2 separate regions of the Homo sapiens genome follow, and region 2 is linked to region 1. Evidence: chromatin loops called from intact Hi-C (ENCODE). Cell type or tissue: CD4-positive, alpha-beta T cell. All regions are shown on one strand. Each heading gives the region's core, and the rest is flanking DNA. Links, peaks and the distances in the headings are about the cores only. Region 1 overlaps PLCL1 (phospholipase C like 1 (inactive)). Region 2 overlaps PLCL1 (phospholipase C like 1 (inactive)).

Region 1 (7,370 bases), core at 1,995-5,994:
ATATATATATATAAACTATATATATATATAAACTATATATATATATAAACTATATATATATATAAACTATATATATATATAAACTATATATATATATAAACTATATATATATATAAACTATATATATATATATAGTTAGTTTAAGAAATGAGCAAAAATGAATAGCTAGGCAGAAATTTATGATAGCTTTTCTTAGATTAAACACCAAAAATATCTTGAACATTTGCGTTGGCTGAAAATGTTCTTTGTAAACAGTGAAAAAAATCTACAGTTTTATTTTAAAAAAGAATTAGTTATGTTTCCTAGTACTTTCACATTGAATTAATTTGTCACTTATTCTAGTGGATAAACAAGAATAGGGCTACTTACCTGAATGTTAATGGGGCAGATGCTACCAGAGCCAACCCTTATCCCCAGGACCTTTCACATTTCTCTTGTGAACTTTCTACTGTCAGCACCTGCATCTCAAATGCTGATTTGCCCATGGACAGCAGTTCATTCTAGGGAATTAATATGCTTGCTTTTCCAGCAGCCCTCATCTAATAACTCTCTAGAGGTGACATATAAATACTCCAGCTCCCTCACCCTCAGATGAGATAATTCTGAAGCTGTGTTTTGCACTAGTTCTGAAAGCTTCCCCAGGGAATTCAGCTCCAAGCACCCACTCTGGCAGCTGATTTATTAGATGCTTTTCCTTCTTTGTCTCTCTTCCCCACTTCCCTACCACTGTTCCCTACTTGGGGTCTGCTTCTGGAGAACCCATACTAAATCCTAAAATTAGGCATTATTGTTATTACACTTCTATGCACTACCTGGATTAACCCCATGGCGATCATCGTTTGGGAATTCTCAAGTGTTTTACATAAAAGGCATCATTCATAAAGCTAAAGAAGGACCAGTAGGATCAATGACGCACACTAATGGATTGAAAGAGTTATCTAGCATGACCCGAGATGCATTAGCAAACACAGGAAATCTGACCTTGGGAGAAAGCCCCTGATCTGAGCCTGGAGAGTAAGACTGAAGTCAGAATGATAAGCCTTCCTTGTCCAATGTCACATTGCTTTGGATTTGCTGTAGAGCTGGAGGTTCAGGGAAGGGCATTTCTGCAATGCCTTCTTTTACTTTTGCATGTCCTTCCTGGCCTGACTGATGTGGGCGGTGATCTCATTTTATTCTTTCTCCCTAAATCTTCTACAGCAGTATACACATAGATAGTGAATACTTGTTGATTAATGGGCTACTGTGCTGTGCTGTCAGGTGCTATATTAAATTCTGTTATAGCAGTTACTTCTAGGATCTGTAGGTATTTTTTTTTTTTGTACTATAAGTCCGCTGGTCTTTGTTGCTATTACATTATGGAGCATTGTCAAATATTCCATTTTCTCTTCGAGGAGTACTTGGCAAAATTAGCATCTGATGATTTATTTTTGAAAATTAGTGATAAGATATTGATGAAATAGACATAGTTTCTAATCTTTTGTTTCTAGTCCCATTTAGTTCTGTGCATGATCTTGTGAATGAGAACTTTCATATGCTAAGGAAATCTCTTCCAGCCTTAACCAGGAGCAATCAAGCCAGTTGTTGCTGACACATCCCTGCTACACCTCGCTTCTCTGGCTGTGGTTTGCTGGGATCCCCAGGGTAGTAGTTAGATGAACACTGCCATCATCTTGCCTACTCTGCTCCAGGATTTCTAGCGTGGCTCACTGTCCCCAACCAGACGTCCTTATCAGCAATTCCTTAGAGATGTCACTCTGACTCTTGTGGTGATCTCACAGAAATACTCATAAAAAAAATTGAGTATGCTGCTGTGTGCTGTAAATTGTCTTTCTCAACTTGAAGTTATACCTCTTTAACCACTGTTCATCATTTCTGTGACAACTGTATGAGTATACTGTATACTTTAAACATGACAATGATTGATCCTGTAGGTAAAATACCAAATGGTTGAAAACAAATGGCAAGGATTTTTACAATTGAAAGGCCTATCCACCCGGTGACCACTGTATTATTCATTAGAAATAGGTATTATCTTAGCTATTATAACTGCTGGAAGTTTTGTGAACCTTTTATGTCCAGTCAAAACTGCAAACTCTGCATATGCTTGCTTATGAATATTACTTCTAGCTAAAGAAGTGTTCATATAGTCTTTTCCATTTAAATACATGGCTAGGCATTTACTGAAATGTGAGCTATTTACTAATGGTAGATTACTGCAGTGTCTTTCATATCAGATGTTGCTTATCTGACAATCTCAACTAGGTGGAAACTAGGCAAGAAACAGGTAGGAAGCTGAATTGGCTCGTGAGATAACCTAAGAGATATCCCAGTGTCTATGCAGTACCTATTCTTGTGTACTTTATCTTTATTCACTGGAAAACCCTTCTACAACCACATGCAAAATCAGTTTGTTTTTAAAAAATTTTACACTTTTTTTTTAAAGACAGGATTTTGCTTTCTTACCCAGGCTGGAGTGCAGTGGCACGATCATAGCTGACTGGAGCCTCATCTCCTGGGCGCAAGTGATCCTCCCACCTCAGCCTCCCAAGTAGGTGGGACTAGAGATGCATGTCACCATGCCTGGCTAATTGAATTTTTTTTTTTTTTTAGTAGAGATAAGGTCTCGCTTTTTTTTTTTAGTAGAGATAAGTTCACTTGAACTCCTAGATTCAAGTGATCCACCCACCTCAGCCTCCCAAAGAGCTGGGATTACAGGCATGAGCCACCATACCTGGCCTTTACACATACTTTTAACAGGTTTGGTTCAGTTATATAATTTCCTGGTTAGTAGCAAACAAGAAGGGAGAAAAGAATAGACTACCAGAGAAAAATACTAAGAAATTATACTTTATTAATACCTAAATGATTAAACTTAGTGAAAGAGTGAGTTTTAGTCACATTTTAACTTAAAAACTGATAATTGTGTTAGAAAGCTTCAGACAGTTTGAGTGCCTGTTATACGCTGAGCAATGCAATGCAATGTTTACCAGAGTCCTCTCTAGCTCTTACATCTTGTCTGTGAGACAGACATTATTATTGCCATTTTAAAAATTAGAGAACAACTTAGGCTCTGATGAGTGAAATGATTTGCACAAGGCCAAGCAGTAAGTAACTGAGTTTGAATTAAAACCAGGACTGTCCGATTTAAAGGCCCTATTGTTTCTATCATATCAAATTGCTTCCACATGGGCCATTCCACAATGTACTTAGTGAAATTATTATTTTAAGAGCAATACACTTCTTAGAGGAACTTAATAATAACCTCCTCTGACTCCCCTGAATTTACGTATCTTTTTCTTTTTTTTTTGCCTAAATGGGGATATAAACAAAAATAGTGATTATTTTGATTTATATTTACATAATAACTTTTTCACTTTGTATAGATTCAGTTTGTGACTCTAATAATACTATTTCTGGCTTCAGGCCTGTTGATGTTCGACTCATGCAGTCACATACTTGTTCTTTAAATGGTTGTGGTGAGGATCATGTGAAGGAAGGAACAGCCAGAAAAGCATCAAGATAATTGTGACAACTGCCACGGGTGGTACAGTGATTAAAGAGAACAGATATGTAAAAGTAATTTCTTTGCTGAGCCATCACTGGTGCAGAGAGCAAAACAATGGGGACAGATGTGACTGAAAGAAGTTTTGATGTTATCCTAGTGTTTGGTTTTAATCCCTCCTCACCTCTTGACACCATCAATTTTTATCTGTCATGTAAAAACAGCAGCAACAGCTCATAGTAGAAGGTATGCTGCAACGGTAAATTTCATGGCAAGACTTCTTACGTAATTCAGGGATCACATGAAAGAAAACCACAACATTATCTTCTAGCTTCTTATCTGATTTTGTAAAAAGGTTTCAAGCATACTTTTTTTTTCCATAAGTGTTATTTATCAGAAATCTTAAATGGTAGAAACCAAACTTTGTGAAACAGGAAGGGTAATAAAGATTCCCGTGTATCTGGGCGGCCACGAAGCATCATGGAGTTTTTGTTTTGTGTCTCCGTGGAGTTAACTGGTTTTAGCAGTTCTACTGAACTTTAGCTAAAATGAATTACACAAATAACTGATTAGAATTGACTCATGCTAGAATTTGAATTACTAAAGCATGCAGAAATAAGAGTAAATGCTAAGGGGAGCTTTGCTGCTTTTAGGGTGTTTGATGTGAATTCTGATCTGGTCTCCTACTACCTTCAATCTATTTGATACCACAGTACAAGGGACACTCAGGTACATGTAGGCTCCAAACCCTTATCTAGTCACATCTTCATGAGCCACACTGACCTTTTTAACATAGAATGTAGGTTAGAGGCCTATGGTTCGTTTTTGTGGCGTTAAGAGTCCCACCCACCCAAGACCCAGTGAATGAGAATCTCTTGGTGTAGGGACTAGAGATGGACATTTTAACTATTCTTCCTGGGTGAGTCTGATGCATATTTGGGAACCTCTGCACAGGCCTCCTAAGTATCATTACCCCTTCTAAATATGTGGCATCTCTACCCTCAGAGAGTGTTACCATATTTGTTAGCGGGAAGGGAAGAGAGAAAAGTGTCAGGCTTGAACAGAAGAGAACTTTGAACATCTATTCAAAGAGTGGAAAACTTTGAACCTCTTTATTCTACTACCCATACCTCCAAGTCCAGCTGCCTTGGTATAATTATATTTCTTGAATATGCACATTTTCCTTTGAGCTCGAATAGAACTGCTTCTCCTTGGATGTGGAATTGATGTGAGTAGATAGGAGTGACGCTCTTCCTTAGAGCTGAGATTCTTACTACTGGGGGGAAAAGAGACCAGGCTGCCCCTATTCCTTATCACACTCCCTTACCCTGATCATTCCAATTCACTATATCTGATACCATCCGTGATTCAGATGCTCACCTCGGGAGAGGAGCTGTTTTTCTGGATATTAAACTACATGAGCAAGAGTGAACATTTTGTATTGTGTAAAATTCCGTGTTTGGGATGGTGTTAGAGGCAGAGATACTTCCTGGGTCTAATGCCATACAGAGAGGCTTGATACTTACCCTCAAGCAGGAATGAGAGGTACATTTAAATTACTAGACTGATTAGACTCCTGAATTTAGAATCCTAATTTAAACTCCTGAAGAGTTAGCTGAGGGATGTGAGGGGCCTGTACAGTTGCAGACACATCTGTTTCACCCCAAACAGATCCTGTACTGTTTGGAGAGAAACCCCTAGTCTTCCCTACATCCCTGGCTTTAGATTTTTTGGGGCCTGTTCTTAGAATGAGGTTCATAAGGGAAGGGGCAGTGTGGCCCTCCTGAGACCAGAGGGAATAGGATAAGGCAGAAGTTCTCAAGTGTTGAAACGCCTGAGGTTCTTGGTAAAATGCAGATTCCAGACCCCCACCTGGATCCACTGAGGGGAGTGCCTTAGTTTCCTAGGGCTGCTGTAACAAATTACCACACCCTTGTTGGCTTAAAACGGAAATTCATTTTCTCATGGTTTTGGAGGCCAGAAATCTGAAATCAGGGTGTCAGCAAGGGGTGGTTCCTTCTGGAGGCTCTGAGGGAGAATTCGTTCTATGCCTGTCTCCTAGTTTTGGTGACTGTGGGAAATCCTTGGCATTCCTTGGCTTATAATAACATCGTACCCCAAACAATACAAAACAAAAATAACAAAATACCACCTAAATTAAGTTAGGTGCACTCCTTAGTGTCCCCCTCCCTGAGTGCTTTGAGTAAATCTCTAATTTTGCTTTGATTGCTCTGGTTAACACACAACCATAAGAACACGACCAGCACTGCAACACTCACCTATCTGACAAGGACACCTGTGCTTTCCCCTTTACACCCTCTACAAAGGGACTTGGAGGCTCTCTAATAAACCCAAGGACATGCTTTCTGTGGGAAAGAAGTGGGGGCAGGTACTTAGCTCCTGGGACTCCTGGTGAATGGCTAGTTTGTTCAGCTGTGCTGTCACTTTGTTGCTGTAGACACTAAATTCCAGTCTGGATTACAAACCTTTTGTGAGTAACTCGGACTAATATTTACAATGCTGGAAGATGTAAAATTTAAAAAGCCAGTTGACCTGAAATAATTTGTTAGTTTTCTCCCCCCTGGCCTAATCCAAGAGCTTTCTGCTTAGCTCATCAGGTCCTCTGGTGACCTTAATTTACTTTTAGGTAGCAAATTTCCTGTTCCATGCAAGCAGAGGAAGTTCTCTCAATGAAATATAGCCAAATCAGCACAATACCAATCACCTATCCTATTAATTTCTTTATACTAAGTCTGGAAGGCATTTAGGGCCTTGAATCTCTTTGCCTGCCTGTGTCCTCCCTCTTTCTCATTTGTAATCCGTCTGTTTTCCCCATTAAACTGTAGGCATCAATGCCAACCATAAGTTTTATACCAAACATATGATTGGCATCCCTTCCTTGGAGGCACTGTACCCTAATGGTTAAGGGCTGTGCCACAGATCCATGACTGTATTCAGCTCTACCATTTACTAGATTGTGATCATAGGCAAGTTATTGAACTGCTCTAAGCTTCATTTTTCCCATCTGATGAATGGGGGCAATGATGACAATGATCATGATACCCACTTTATTGGATGATTGAGAGAATTAGATTATGTAAGTTTTATAAAGGGCTTGGTACACAATAAATTCTCAATTAGCTATTTTTGTGATTACAATTGTAATTATATTATTATTATTTGTTTAAAATGCCAGTAAGATAAGCTTGAGTAAAAGATTTCTTATACTAGGAAAGAAGACAATAACTACAGGATGACAGGCTGAGTAAAATTATTTGCATAATAACCCACATTGATTAGGCTCTTAGTAGGCATTAGCACAATCCAAAGTTCTTACATCTATGATCTTATTTGATCATCATGGCATGCTAAGAACTATTACTATTACCTTATTTTCCTGATGAGATAACTGAAGCACAGAGAGATTAAGTATCTTGTTCAAAGTTTGTCAGCGTTAACAAGGGTCTAAGATTTACCACACACTATGTTATAGTCACTCCACTGGCTTCAAAAGATTAATATAGGGAAGGTTTCTAAATTGCTCATTTTTATAATATAATTATTCAACATGTTTATGTGTATTCAATACAAATTGTTTACTATAACATTATTCAAAAAACTTTCTATTAATACACATATCACAAACACATGTTCCTTTAGGGTGGGGGTAAAAAGCCCCAGCATCTTAGCTTCTAGGTGGGAGCCTGCAGGCACGGAGTGCTCTTTTTCTCTCTGGTGGTTGCATAGGTTACAGAGCCAGCAGGAAGTCCAGTGCCTGTGGCCAGTAGAGGAATAGCATGGACCCTGCAGAGAGACTGTCATCAAGCTGTGCTGGGCAGGTTCTTACACTTTGTGGCGGGGAACT
Region 2 (7,370 bases), core at 1,168-5,167, 84 kb after region 1:
ATGACCCTGCTCTTTCCCTGCTTCCATTTGCTGTCTTACCAGGGCCACAGTGGACTGTGCAGGTTGGGTACCTGAATTAAGCTGGCTCTTCCCCTGAAATTTTCAAGCGTATTAGAAAAGAGTCAGTTCCTTTGGCTGTGGAATTTATAAGAGGTGAAACCCAGGAGCTTCTGACAGCCAGGTTTGCTGCCAGAGGAGGAAGCCGGTCTGCAGTGAGAAGGTCAGACTGTGGAGAGAAGCATACCTCCTGTAGTTTGAGTGTTCAATCCCTTAATAACACAGGCTATTTTAGCATTCTTCTAATATATTTTAATTTTGCTTTAAAGTAATCTAATCTGGATTTCTGTCACTTTACAACAACAGAAATTCCAGCGAACACATAGGCACTGTCCATAGGAAGGACGTTTTATTAAAGACTAGAAGACTGTTGTCATCAAAATAATTCTGAGGTTTAAAACACTCTGAACTGGTTGCTTGTGGGACGTGACTGAGGAACATGAACTTGTGTTGGTAGAAATCCCATTGATTGATTGAGTGATTTATTGTCTTCTGATAAATATTTAATTGTTCACAAGGCCAGTCCAGAAACCTGGAGACTAATCTGTCTCTTTTGATTAGCAGGACAGTTGTCGAAACTCATTCTGTCTTTGTAATAAGCATTCGTGATTAATTTACCAGGACTGATAGGATCCTGTCACTGTGACCCCTAACTGAGCAAACAAGTCCTTTCTCAAACCTGAATGAGAACAGCCTGGGTGTTTACACTCAAGACTATTTATTGGCAACATAATTTAGCAGTGAAAGTTTTCTTTACAATCCTTCTATCCCGTGATAGCCTCTTTTCTTCTCTGTGGGATTCCCTGGTGTTCAAGAAAGTGCTCTTTCAGGAAGTCAAGGGACATTCTCTAGACTTTTAACTTTATTTATGTCCTATCTTAAACCTTCCCAGCCCTAAGTTAGTACCCTGCTAGTGATTAGTTCAAGAATGTGATAACCTGCTCTGTGCTGAAGTGAAATTCATCAATAATGGCCTATTTTGTTGGTCTTTTCAGTTAGCACTTGGCTTTTAATTCACCAGATGAGTTAGTTGTGGATTGAAGGTGCATAGCAAGAAGGAAAATTTTTTTGTGGAAGCAGCACCCAGGTGCCAGCAGTAAACGTCATTAAATTTATTGATGCTGAAATTCTTTTATTGGAGAGCCTGTCCATAACCATTCTTGGTAAGCAGTATTTTATCTCAAGTCTATTTTCTTGTGGGGATCCTACATCATTGCACTTGTGTGGATGAATCATGCCTAATATGGTTGGCAAATCTCTTCTTGAGTTGTAGTTCCCATAATTCTCACATGTTGTGGGAGGGACCCAGTGAGAGATAACTGAATTATGTTGGCGGTTTCCCCCATACTGTTCTTGTGGTAGTGAATAAGTCTCATGAGATCTGATGGTTTTGTAAGGGGTTTCCCCTTTCACTTGGCTCTCATTCTCTCTTGCCTGCTGCCATGTAAGGTATGCCTTTCACCTTCCGCCATGATTGTGAGGCCTCCCCAGCCATGTGGAACTGTGAGTTCATTAAACCTATTTTCCTTTATAAGTTACCCAGTCTTGGGTATGTTTTTATCAGCAGCATGAAAACGGACTAATACCATGCCTTCATGCACTGTAAGAATAGGCACTATTTGTAGAGAGCTGCCCTGTGCCAGATATAGCTGGTGCCTCCACACTGTATCTCATTGAATTCAATTTTGAGAACAATGTTATGAAGTAGGTATTGTTATCCTTAGAGATAACATACAGAGAAGTTAATCAGGTTGGCTGAGGTCATATGACTAATGCGGAGATGTAACTCGGGTTTGCTGACTCTGAAGCTTCTTTTGTCTATATAATTTCCAAAGTTTGGTTTTCCGTACCATTCTAATAAACCCAGAAGACACTTACCAGTGCTGCTTCCTTCAAACTGGACTCCTTGCCTATATGAGTTACCTTCTTACCTGCCTTTAGTTGTGGTGTGGGCAGTGGGTGCTGTGTTAATCCCAAGGGAACAGAAAACCTCTGGAAGCCCCCCATGGATCATGACTTAACCTAGCTGTGGAAGAGTCTTGATATCAACCAAGAATCACTAAATGATGATGCACAGGCTGAGTGCAAGTTGCTTGTCTGCCATTTTGCTCAGAGGTTAATTCCTCAGGGTAATTGGGAATTATTGCATGTTACCTTAGGGTGGTTGAGTTATTGATTGAGAACCTGTGATTCTGATTCCTAGAGGCATATTGGAGTTCAGGTCTGAAGGTTCTAAATGGACCACAATCATGCTCTTACTTATATATTAATATATCAGTAATGAACATCTCATCATTTACTCAATTTTAGAAGCATCTGGATTGAAAAATATATTGATATTCTCCTACCAAACTGAATTATATCTCAGACATCTAAGGATCAACATTTTTTCTATGTGTTTTTGTTATCTTTTCTAAGTGTTTTAAACAGTTCTTCGTGTATTCCAGAGTTTTTTTTTTTTCTAAAATATTGCTCTATTTTTGCTAGCTTCCTGAGTAGTCACCAATGCCACAGTAGAATAAATCTGCATGTATTTTTACTGGTCTACACCTTGGCAACAATACACATCTCCATGATGGGACAGAACTGAAATAATTTTGCCCTGTGTGTACATGGCTGTTTGTTTTTAAAAAATTTTCTGACTCAACTGTGACTGACTACATAATACTGGGACTGACATCCTATCATTTGGATACATGGATATTTAGAACTGAAAGCTCATGAGAGACAATATGGAGGGCAATAAACTGGCATGAAATGCCTTATGTTTTTCCATACCAGCTAAAGGCTCTTGATCCTCTTTTTCTCTTGGCCTTAGAATGAGGTGACTGAGTGAAGTGAAACGAAATGCAAGTTTCATTTCAACTTAAAAGCTGGAATTCTCAAATGCCAAATAATTGGAGATTTGCTTTCTGAGGTTTGATCACAAAACATTTTGTAAATAGCAGAAAACTGACCACACTTTATGTTGTTCACTGTGTTGGAATAGAATTTAAAGACAGGAAGGCCTGCAGAGAGCTTCAGGTTAGTTTCTCAGATGTCTTGCCTCCTGTTTCCTTCAAAATGATCAGGAGAGATTTTAATCTCTATGGTTTTTCAGCATCTGTGGTTTCTTTCATGAGCAAGCATCATAGTGGGTGTCAAGAATTATATGCTAATTTAGTATAATACGATGGCATCATGTAATGCGTGTGCACTTGAGAATAATAGTTTTGGAGGCGCTTCTTTGCTGAAGTATGATTATATTCAGAAACGACTAGCTTTGTAAGTGATAGTAGCTACTGACTTCTATGAATTTCACACTTAAGTTCATTAATGACAGGGACTGTTTTTGGTATTCTGGGATATGCACTATTTCTAACCATCTTTGTTCTTTCTCTACATGGCAGTTAGGAAAGAACCTCTGACAGAATCTAGGAACTAACAATCAGTGATAATTTTGATTTATTTTAATTTGGAGGCTAAAGTGTATTACAGGAAATTGTCTCTTCAAGAGGAAACATTTAAAAAGTATTTTAAGAATTTAAGAGGAAGCTATGTGGAGAATTATCATCCTGGAATTAGAAACAGTTTCTAATTCCAGAGGGCATGATATGTATTCATTTTCTAGGCGGTGTATATACCAGTTACTATCAGAATATGCTACATTTTAGGAACAGGTATCATTTCCATCAGTCTTTTCCTTCCCATTCCTATACGCTTTACCTTAGTTTAAGCATCTGTTACCACCACTCTTCTAGATAGTTGTAGGAGTCTCCTAGCTTTTCTCCTGGCTCTCAGTCTTTTCTTAATACAGCTTTGCAGACACTCATCAGATAGATCAAACCCAGATGGGATCAGGTAAAAGCCTTTGGTGGCTTCCTAGTGCCTACCAAATAAAACCCAAACACTGCAGCTTTGCAGTGATGGTCCTTGACAGTCTGGTGTGAGTCCAGCCTTGTTCCTATAACTCTAGCCAGAACTCTGTGTCCTGGTTGATTCAACTACTTTATTTTTATTTTTTATCTAATTTTTTTCTTTATTTCTTCTAAAAAAAAAAAAAGAAATGGGATACATGTGCAGAACATGCAGGTTTGTTACATAAGTATATGTGTACCATGGTGGTTTGCTGCTCCTATTGATCTTTCCTCCCCTTACTCCCCCATCCCCCATCAGGCCCTGGTGTGTGTTGTTCCCCTCTCTGTGTCCAAGTGTTCTCATTATTTAACTCCCACTTATGAGTGAGAACATGCAGTGTTTGGTTTTCTGTTCCTGTGTTAGTTTGCTGAGGATGATGGCTTCCAGCTTCATCCATGTGCCGGCAAAGGACATGATCTCATGCCATTTTATGGCTGCATAGTATTCCACGGTATATATGTACCACATTTTCTTTTTTTTCCTTTCCTTTTTTAAACTTTTTATTATTATTTTTTAATTTTACCCTAAGTTCTGGGATACATGTGCAGAATGTGCAGGTTTGTTACATAGGTATACATGTGCCATGGTGGTTTGCTGCACCTATCAACCCGTCATCTAGGTTTTAAGCCTCACATGCATTAGGTATTTGTCATAATGCTCTCCCTCCCCTTGCCCCCCATCCTCTGACAGGCCCCGGTGTGTGATGTTCCCCTCCCTGTGTCCATTTGTTCTCATTGTTCAGCTCCCACTTATGAATGAGAACATGTGGTGTTTGGTTTTCTGTTCCTGTGTTAGTTTGCTGAGAATGATAGCTTACAGCTTCATCCATGTCCCTGCAAAGGACATGAACTCATTCTTTTTTATGGCTGCATAGTATTCCATGGTGTATATGTGCCACATGTTCTTTATCCAGTTTATCATTGATGAATATTTGGGTTGGTTACAAGTCTATGCTTTGTAAATAGTGCTTCAGTAAACATATGTACCACATTTTCCACATTTTCTTTATCCAGTCAGTCATTGATGGGCATTTGGGTTGGTTCCATGTCTTTGCTGTTGTAAATAGTGCTGCAGTGAACATACATGTGCATGTGTCTTTATAGTACAATGATTTATGATCTTTTGGGTATATACCCAGTAATGGGATTACGGGGTCAAATGGTATTTCTAGTTCTAGATCCTTGAGGAATCGCCACATTTTCTTCCACAATGGTTGAACTAATTTACATTCCTACCAACAGCGTAAAAGCATTTCTATTTCTCCACAGCCTTGCCAGCATCTGCTGTTTCCTGACTTTTTAATAATCGCCATTCTGACTGGCATGAGGTGGTATATCATTGTGGTTTTGCTTTGAATTTCTCTGATGATCAGTGATGTCGAGCTTTTTTTCATATGTTTGTTGGCCATATAAATGTCTTCTTTTGAGAAGTGTCTGTTCATATCCTTTGACCACTTTTTGATGAGGTCGTTTGTTTTTTTCTTGTAAATTTGTTTAGTTCCTTGTAAATTCTGGATATTAGACCTTTGTCAGATGGGTAGATTGCAAAAATTTTCTCCCATTCTGTAGGTTGCCTGTTCACTCTGATGATAATTTTCTTTGCTATGCAGAAGCTCTTTAGTTCAATTATATCCCATTTATCAATTTTGGCTTCTGTTGCACTTGCTTTTGGTGTTTTTGTCATGAAGTCTTTACCCATGTCAACTACTTTCTTTACTTGGTTATTCTCTGTTTTTCCCTTCATAGGCATTTGCTTGTGCCACCTCTTTTGATATTGTTCTCCTTCTATCTTATAATCAAGTCAAGCCCAACTATTCAGGCCTTTTTAAAAGCTTTTAATTCCATACATTTTTTTCCAACTCACTTCCACTAGGAATTATCTTTTCTTTCTTTAACTCTGCTAGAGTACTGAAACTCACTTAAAGCACTGTGATTGTTCCTTTGTGTTATAATTATTTCTTGTGTGTAAGTTCTTTATGTTGTATCCTTCTACTAGATTATGACTTTTTGAGGCAGAGGCCATGTCTTTTGTTTTGTTTTCCTTTGGATAGTACCTTGCAGAGGGTTGACCTTTATAATTGCTAGTTGAATGGGCCAGTGGATGAAGGGTTTTAGTTCTGGTGAAATCTCTTTTTTTGTAGCTTCTTTATTCTTGCTTCTTTCTTTGTTTTAGAAGCCTCTCACTAGTATAAAGTTGGTGGATTTTGCATGATATTGGATACATGTAGATATGTTAGTCTGACCTTAGGCTGTTAAGTTGTGACCATTGGCATTCTAGTCTTGGATATAGTTGCCAGTTTGCTGATTCCCTCACATATTCTCAGACCATCTCATCTACAGGGAACAGCCTCCCGACTCGGAGCCTATTGGCCTCTGCTCAACCAGGATAATCCCTCCCAGAGAGCCCCTCATCCTGCTTCAAGCTCTAAATGGAGGAATGTTACTTTTTATGCCAAATGCCTTATTTTGCCCATGCCCTTCCTTATTTTCTTGAGCATATTCCTTCTATCCAAAGTTAAATTCTGTGATAATTGTTGGTTTCCATTATTTTTATTTTTTATCCTCAGTGATTTAATTTTATCATACAAGATCTATCAAATATTTTCCATGTTTTAAGTTGTCCTGAAGCAGATCCACGTTATTAATAGACTAATTTTAATCTTGACAAAATCAAATGCAAAGTGATCCCAAGTTTATTTCTGGTTCTAAATGATCAAAAAGACCATCATATTTCTGGCTTATCTCAATTTTCTCTCATGTGGCTTCCCTTGTCTAGTAGCTTTTATATTTGTATAGTTTCATTTTATTAGCTGATAACAACTCTTTGGTTAAGGGTTTGGTGGGATAAAAAGTTTACATATGAGTTAATTAGCCTTTTTTTTTGGTGAGGAAGAAAACTTAAATATTCTATGAATCCATATTATTTCTAGTTTCCTTTTGTACCAGGTCACCAAGTTATAAAGCAGGGGTGTCTAATCTTTTGGCTTCCCTGGTCCACATTAGAAGAAGAATTGTCTTGGACCACACATAAAATACACTAATATTAACCATAGCTTATGAGCTAAAAAAAAAGAATCGCAAAAAAAAACTCATCATATTTTAAGAAAGTTTACGAATTTGTGTTGGGCCGCATTCAAAGCTGTCCTGGACCACATGCAGCCACAGGCCATGGGTTAGACAAGTTTGCTCCAAACTAAACTATACACCTTATTCTAAAATTGCATTAAATGAAACACATGGCATCTAACCACATTGATCTTTGCTTTAGAAAGTATTTCAAAATCTTTCAAGTGGCACACTTCAAGATGTGACACTCTGATGGTCACTATAAATGTCAAGTTAGCATGATAGTGAAAATATGCCAGAACACTCATAGCAGGAGAGTTTAGTAATAATAGCTACTATTTATTACATGCC

Evidence for each region. Hi-C counts contacts between places; a loop is a spot of excess contacts. Peaks named below come from ENCODE experiments on the same cell type or tissue, not always from the same donor. Only the 100,000 strongest peaks of a DNase experiment are listed, where the experiment ranks them.
Region 2: it touches region 1 in a loop (10-fold over the local background); 5 of 110 quality-filtered maps call a loop at or near these places.

The regions. Positions count from the first base shown.
Region 1 is chr2:197,866,076-197,873,445 of GRCh38, forward strand. The region is part of intron 1 of PLCL1 (phospholipase C like 1 (inactive)); the gene reads left to right. Among named protein-coding and RNA genes, the nearest start is that of PLCL1, 65 kb to the left of the region's middle. RefSeq lists an enhancer at 6,973-7,370. In CD4-positive, alpha-beta T cell, for the core only: no CTCF peak of the experiment used is centred there; a DNase peak (open chromatin) is centred at 3,766; H3K4me3 peaks cover 806 bases; H3K27ac peaks cover 2,641 bases.
Region 2 is chr2:197,951,346-197,958,715 of GRCh38, forward strand. All of the region lies in intron 1 of PLCL1 (phospholipase C like 1 (inactive)), which reads left to right. Among named protein-coding and RNA genes, the nearest start is that of PLCL1, 150 kb to the left of the region's middle. In CD4-positive, alpha-beta T cell, for the core only: no CTCF peak of the experiment used is centred there; a DNase peak (open chromatin) is centred at 3,156.